Linked DNA regions of Mus musculus: regions 1 and 3 are each linked to region 2. A link is a loop called in an ENCODE intact Hi-C map of the cell type or tissue named here. Cell type or tissue: gastrocnemius. All regions are shown on one strand. Region 1 overlaps Clstn1 (calsyntenin 1). Region 2 has its middle 7.1 kb from the start of Cenps. Region 3 overlaps Clstn1 (calsyntenin 1).

What was found. Peaks named below come from ENCODE experiments on the same cell type or tissue, not always from the same donor. Only the 100,000 strongest peaks of a DNase experiment are listed, where the experiment ranks them.
Region 1: a loop joins it to region 2, with 3 times the contacts of the local background. A loop is called at or near these places in 9 of 42 quality-filtered maps.
Region 3: it touches region 2 in a loop (3-fold over the local background); 9 of 42 quality-filtered maps call a loop at or near these places.

Annotation. Positions count from the first base shown.
Region 1 is chr4:149,610,785-149,613,284 of GRCm38, reverse strand. The region is part of intron 1 of Clstn1 (calsyntenin 1); the gene reads right to left. Among named protein-coding and RNA genes, the nearest start is that of Clstn1, 26 kb to the right of the region's middle. In gastrocnemius, a CTCF peak has its summit at 1,411 (motif pointing right); a DNase peak (open chromatin) is centred at 1,424.
Region 2 is chr4:149,143,441-149,145,940 of GRCm38, reverse strand. It overlaps the pseudogene Rpsa-ps12. Among named protein-coding and RNA genes, the nearest start is that of Cenps, 7.1 kb to the right of the region's middle. In gastrocnemius, no CTCF peak of the experiment used is centred here; a DNase peak (open chromatin) is centred at 1,327.
Region 3 is chr4:149,603,718-149,606,217 of GRCm38, reverse strand. The region is part of intron 1 of Clstn1 (calsyntenin 1); the gene reads right to left. Among named protein-coding and RNA genes, the nearest start is that of Clstn1, 18 kb to the right of the region's middle. In gastrocnemius, a CTCF peak has its summit at 1,522 (motif pointing left); no DNase peak of the experiment used is centred here.

The DNA of each region.
Region 1 (2,500 bases), 470 kb before region 2:
AACCTTCCTGCTTCTGCCTCCCAAACTGCTGGGATCACAGCTGCACACCACTGAATCCAACCACAATCATTCATTTTACAAGGCAAACTATTAATTTGGCTTGTAACTAATAGCAACATTTGATACAAACTTGTATTGATGCTTTGTTTTGCTAATAAAATTACAAGTATAATAAAATAAAATTGAATTTTATTCCAACATTTGAGTCCATAAGACTCTTAGTTCAACATGGTGTCACCTTGTTTTTTCCAGAACCACAGGGATATAAAAATAGTAAGCATAGTGAAGTGTGGGGCACCTGCACTGTCCTAACACAGAATGGGCAGGCTCACCATAACAGAAAGGCTACAGCTGAAAATGGTTAACAAATCTCAGAGCAGAAAATAACTTTATGGTGCTTCACTTCACTACCATTCCAGGATTCTAATTTTGTAATTCACAATTTCTCAATTGCTCCTTTAAGATGGCAGTATAAGGAGAAATATGGCCATTTTCAGAGGCTGAACTTTTCAATAATTAATGAATGATATTTTTAATATTTCATCACATTCAATTTGCATTATGAAACATTTATAGAAACAAGTGACTGATGTTTCTGTAATCATCTTCTCTCCAACCACCAGATTATGGGCTGAAAGTCAAGGACCCCATTGGCCATCTCGAAGCCCTAGGGCCTCACTCCACTGCATGCCAGAACATCAAAGCCAGCTACATTCCTAACAGCAAACCTAGCGATCACACCTGTTAGAGTGTGGGTTTTCTGGGGTTACTCTCAGGCAAAAATGATCTTTGTGACCTCCGATCTTAATGATTAAAAACTTGATTTTAGAATCTATGAATGCCAGGAGGTGGTGGTGCATGCCTTAATCCCAATACTTGTGAGGCAGAGGCAGGTGGATTTCTTAGTTTGAGGCCAGCCTGGTCTTCCGAGCAAGTTCTAATATAGCCAGGGTCACTCAAGAAAACCTTGTCTCAGAAAAACAAAAACAATCAGTAAGAACAGTGAAGCTCAGGGTTAACTTCAAATAGGAAAGTTTATCCCAGCACATCCTAGTTTTGTGGGCTAAAGAAGGCTGCTCTCCTGCCCAAGTCTCACGAGCAAGAGATTCTGCCAGGTTATTTTCAGATCCACTCTGTGCCACAGAGCCCAACACCAAACACACTGGTCACATCTTCCTCTTCTGCTTTATACCTTTTATGTGTAGAAATCCATTGGCTGATAGAAAGAATTTGACATATGCTTCCTATATCAGAACACCTATGCTGGCCATACTGTAAGTTTCAACCATCTTTGATGCATTTCGACTATAAGTGAACCTATAAAATATAAGTGAACCTATAAAATCCAAGACAAACTGAATCTTGGTCCATCAAAAGACTCTGCAATCCTGGGATACTGCCACCAGGTGGCAGCAGGTGCTCGGGTGTGCATGCTTGAAATTATGCTTTGATTGAAAAATAACCTCTAGCCCACCCCCTGGCTACTAAAGGAGTATCGGCAGCCCGCATTGAGATGCTCTGAGTGGCAAAGTACCTGCGACTATGTTCTAAATTCCTACTTAGCATAGTGTCACATGCCCACAATCTTCTGCAAACTCAGGAGGCAGAGGTAAGAGGATCACAAGTTCCAGGGCAGCAAGGGCTTTGAAGCGAGTCTAGTCAAAAATAAGTGAGTACATGTAAAGTCTCTAGCTGACTCTATCTTTCCCCAAATACACTGGAACAGGGCAGGGGCTGGAGAGTCAGCTCAGCGGTTAGGAGCATTTGCTGTTCTTGAAGAGGACCCAGGTTTAGTTCTCAGCACCCACATGGTGGCTCATCCTCTGCGTGGGCACCAGGCACACACATGGTATGCAGAATGCATTCAGGCAACACACATGAGAGCTCGCGCATGTGTACACACACACACACACACACAGATATATATATATATATATATATATATCCAAAACCAAAGCTGAACACTAAAACAGGTTGGTACAGTTTGGAGAGCGTGTGTCCCCTTCTAAGGCCTGGATGCTCTAACTTGCTCACCAGCCTGTGGTACCATTGGGAGGTGGCAAAACCTTCAGGAATTGGGACCAGGTGGTAATTTGGGGGTGTGGTCTCGAACAGAATAGTGGCCCACTCACTCTGTGTCCTTCTCACTGTTTCCTCTCCGCTTCCCAACCCTTGTGTGTGAGGGGTCACTTCAGATATCCTGCTGATGTATCAGTTATTTACAGTATGGTTCATAACAGCAAAATTACAGTTATGAGGTAGCAACTAAAGTTTTATGGCTGTAAGTCACCACACCATGAGGAACTGTATTAAAGGGTGACAGCATTAGGAAGGTTGAAAACCACAGCCCTAGAAGGTCAGTGGCCTCCAGGACACGCCCCAGGCAGTGATACACTCTGCAAAGCCCAGAAACAAGAGCCAATGGACTGAGGACCGCAACTCTGAACTTATATGCCAGCGCACCTTTCCTTATTTAGGGTGATTTTCTCACACACTTTCC
Region 2 (2,500 bases):
CTACAGAGTGAGTTCCAGGACAGCCAGGGCTACACAGAGAAACCCTGTCTCAAAAACACCCAAAAAAAAAAAAAAAAAAAAAAACCCAAAGTTTAAGATCACCCTGAGCTATATAGCCAGTTTGAGGTGCAGGAGACAACATTGTCTCAAAAAACCAACCAAGCCAAATAAAAACAAAAACAAAAACAGAGAGGGGGGAGGAGAGGGAGGAGAGGGAGAGAGAGAGAGAGAGAGAGAGAGAGAGAGAGAGAGAGAGAGAGAGAGGTGATAACTGGACAATCTCAGACCAGAAGTGCCTGTCAATAGCACACATTCTGCAATCTTCAGAAAATCCCACCGGCCAGCAAGGTAGCAGTGGTAAACCCTTTAATCCCAGCCCTGGGGAAGCAGAGGCAGGTGGATCCCCCAGTTTGGGTCTATCCTGGACCACAGAGTAACCCTGTTTCAGAAAAAGAAGGGAAGAAAGGAAAGAGAAAGAAAATACCACTTGCCAAACACACCTCTCCCAGAGAGGAAACTTGGATATGTGGCTGAGATGGGGAATGTGTGCCTCATCTGGGATTTCCTGAGGTCACATATGTAAGACAGTGTGTGTCAGGCCTAAGTGCTCCACATGTTGAGTGACTGGTTAGTCCTCTTGCTCTCTCTGAACTCAGCGGTCTCATCATCTCAGACTGTCAGATGGGTCAGAAGAGGTTAAGCTGTCCAACCAACATAGCAGGAGCCTGAATCCCGGCAATCTGATGCCAGGGGCCGGACAATGAGACGGCCCTCTCCTTATGTACAAACCAGATATTTGTACATAAATGCCTCTCAGTCGTTTGTCACAAGAAGTGTACACCTACTATGTGCTAGGTGCCATTTCCCCAGTGGTGAGAGAGACAAGCAGGAAATCCTGACTTGCTATTTGTTAATGGAGACTGCTTTTCAAATCCGTACTTTCCAGTTCAGTGTACGGGAAAACCAATTAAAAAAAAAAAAAGAGGTTTAATTGAGCTGATATTTGCGGTTTCCTGTTAATGCAGCTAAAAGGGGCTCAGGAAGTCTTTAGTGTCTTACGTGTGCTAAGGATGCTGGGAAGTGAGCAGAGGTTATGAAGGTGGACATAAGAGCTTGGCTCTTCAGGAGCAAATCTGGCCTCTACCCACTTGCAAGCAGTTTAATCCTGTGAAGAACTCTTTTGTCCCTGTAGCTATTTCTCCTTGTGAAGTGGGCCTCACATAGGCAGATGAGACAGAAAGCCAGCGCCTAGGATCATGAGGGAACAAAGCCAGCACTCTCTGCTAACTACAAATACCGGGCAGCCCCAACTTTGATCACAGTGGAACAATGGTGACACCTAGTGGCCATTCTGGGATCCTGGGCCATCAGTTGGAAAGTGGGCCAGCATCCTGCAATAAGCTGCTTCAGAGTTTTATACTCTCAATTTCCACAGGTCATCACAGTAATGTTCACTAGCCCTGGGAATTGACCGCTTCAACACGAGATAGCATGTAGGGGACACAGAGTGGGACTGGCTGAGAGGTGATAGTCACTGATTTTGTCTTTCTGAGACCATTTTGCTCAGGTAGCCAGAGCTGGCTTTGAGCTCACTATCTCCCTGCCTCAGCCTAAGGTGTTCACCACCATCCTGGCAATGTAGATGATTTTCATAGGGAGACGCTGCTGAGGTAATGGGGAGACTGGAGTGATTAAGCCCTCCGGAGGTGCCGGGTGGTGGTGGTGCACGCCTTTAATCCCAGCACTCGGGAGGCAGAGGCAGGCGAATTTCTGAGTTCGAGGCCAGCCTGGTCTACAGAGTGAGTTCCAGGACAGCCAGAGCTATACAGAGAAACCCTGTCTCGAAAAAACAAAACAAAACAAAACAAAACAAAACAAAAAAACAAAAAAAGAGAAGACCTCCAGAGGCTTAAAACATGGATGATCAAACTTAATGATCTGGGGTCCTGCTGCTGTGGAGAATGGAGTCTAGCTCTAGGTGGAGACAGACCCTTGTCTCCTCTCTTAGGGCTGACACAGTGGGACAGCTCAGGGACCTGCCAGGGGACACTCCTATGGAGGCAAGTTCACCTTAAGGCTTTTCCTGGCCGGGATTCCTGCTCCCTAGCGCCACTCTTACTGCTGCCAGGGTGTCCTGCCCTCTGTCCCCTTCTTGACTCCTCCCTCAGAATTGTTCTCTTCTCTTCTGTCTTCCTCTTTCTGGCGCTGGCAGAGCCTAACTCGGGTGTTTCAGGCTTCCCTGTTCTTTTAGAAAAGCTCTGTCTTTGTAGATGATAAACCAGCCTGCCTCCATCTTGGGCTTAAAAGACATTTTATAGTAAAGGCAACTGAGGTTCATTCCTGTTTACCATTTAATCTGTTTCTCAAGGAGTGCTCTATGCCCCACCTGAAACCTTAACTACAAATGGTTACTGTACTGTACTGCCTGTACCAAGAAATGGCAACCATAGCTTTGCTTTTAAAAGTTATTATAGGCTTTCTGCGCTACCCGGGGACGGGT
Region 3 (2,500 bases), 460 kb before region 2:
CTCGCTCAGCTGAGATCCTGAACACATGACGAGGCTTCCCGAGAACACGTGACAAGGCTCCCCCCAAACACGTGACAAGGCTCCCTCCCCTCCCCCAACACGTGACGAGCCCCCCCCACCCCACCCCCGTATGCCAGGACTGAGAACAGGAGGACTTACCATGATCAGGAACCCACGGGAACCCAGACCACCCTCCAGCCACCTTTCAAAGCCTCTGTCCTCACTAGGCTCTCTCCAATCCACCTGTTTGTCAAACTGGAGATGACACGAGGCCAGAACGAAAAGATGGGATGTGTGGTGATTAATCAGCAAATTAGAGCGAGGCTCAGGCAGCAAGATGGATGAAATGGAGGAAGAACAAAGGCTCGCACCAGAACAGAGAGAGCATGGTGCCGACAGAAAAGGGTAGCTGGCTACACAGATACTGACAGGTATGGGGACCTTCATCAAACCCTCAGCCTGAAAGGCAGCATCCACACCGTTGGAGGTGCCCAGAAAGAAACCAGGCTGGCTCTGGAAATTTGAGACACAATGTCACCTGAAGAACAGCTGAGAGAATCGAGGCTGCTTGGCTTGGAGACAGGCAAAGCTGACCTGCCCTCAAAGACAAAGCACACGGTTCCCTTGGCTATGGACATCTTTCTGCTGGGGCGGGATGTTTCTCAGGGTCAAGGGACACACTGCTTTGCAGAAGACCTGAGTTCAGTATCCAGCGCTGACTTCAGGTACCTCACAACTGCCTCTAACTTCAGCTCTGTGGGATCCAATGTCATCTATCTTTTGGCCTCCTTTAGCACCCGCTATGTACATGGGATGCATACATACACACACACACACACACACACGCGCGCGCGCGCACACACACACACACACACACACACACACGGACACGGACACACACTAATAAAGATTAACTAAATCTTTCAGCCCTGTCTACAGAGCAAGCTCCAGGACAGCCAAGATTACACAGCAAATAAGACCAACTTAGTAGGTACCCCAAAAGAGAAAGATCCCCTAAAGCAGAGGCTCCCAACCTGTGGGTCGTAACCCCCACAGGGGTTACATATCAGATATTCTGCACATAAGTATTTACATTGTGATTCATAATAGTAGCAAAATTACAGTTATGAGGTAGCAAAATAATTCTGCCCTTGGGAGGCACACCATGAGGAACTGTAATAAAGGGTAAGAGTCAGGAAGGCTTAGAACCACTGCCCTAAAACAAAGATATAAAAGTAGTTAGGAATCAAAACAAAAATTGGAGCTACATCAGCAACATCAATAGAATAATCGACAAAAATCAAAGTTGGTTCTCTGAAAAAGATGAAACAAACAAAAAAAAGACAAACTTCTAGACGGCTAAGAAAAAGGAGATTCCTGGAAATGGGACTGGAGAGATGGCTCAGCAGTTAAGAGCACTGGCTGCTCATACAGAGGACCCAGGTTCCATTCCCAGCACCTACATGGCTGCTCACAGTCTTCAGTCATTCCAGTTCCAGAGGATCCAGCGCCCTCTTCTGGCCTCCAAGGGCACTGCATACATGTGGTGCACAGACATACATGCAGGCAAAACACAAAATAAATATATGAAAAACTAATAATAAAAATAAAACTAGAGGGCTGGAGAGATGGCTCAGCAGATAAGAGCACTGACTGCTCTTCCGAAGGTTCTGAGTTCAAATCCCAGCAATCACATGGTGGCTCACAACCATCTGTAATGAGATCTACTGCCGTCTTCTGGGGTGTCTAAAGACAGCTACAGTGTATGCACATATAATTAATAAATAACTCTTTAAGAATAAATAAAACTAGAAACATTTTTAAAAGGATGAAGAATTTATAGACATTAGAATAAAGGAATAATACAAACAATTTGATTAACTAAAAGAAACGGATCAACTCCTTGGAAGGCAAAGTCTGCCAAAACTTAAAGAAGGAATACACAAACCAAACAGATATAAAGAAGAAAATTCCAGTGGATTTTTTTTTCCATATCAATAAGCTGTTAAAACCCACAATTCTGCTGTATAAAAACACTGTGTGGAGAGATGCCTCAGCAGATAAGAGCACTGGCTGCTCTTCCAGAGGTTCTGAGTTCAACTCCCAGCATCCACATGGTGGCTCACAACCATCTGTAATGGAATCTGACGCCCTCTTCTGGCATGCAGGTGTATATGCAGATCACATACATAAAGTAAATACTTAAAAAAAAAAGACAGGAAGACAAGCCACAGGCCAGTAAGGCACATTACATTACAGAAGGTGTCTTGCATAAAGGATTGTCATGTCACCCACAATACATAAAGGACTCATATGCCTCAATAAAGAGCCAGGTGAAGCCAGGCATAGTGGTGCACATATTTAATCCCAGAGTTTAGGAGGCAGAGGCAGGAGGATATCTGTGAGTGCGAGGCCAGCCTGGTCTACATGGTAAGTTCTAAGACAGCCAGGGGTACACAGTGAGAACCTGTTGACAGATGGGTGGATGGGGAGAGGGAGA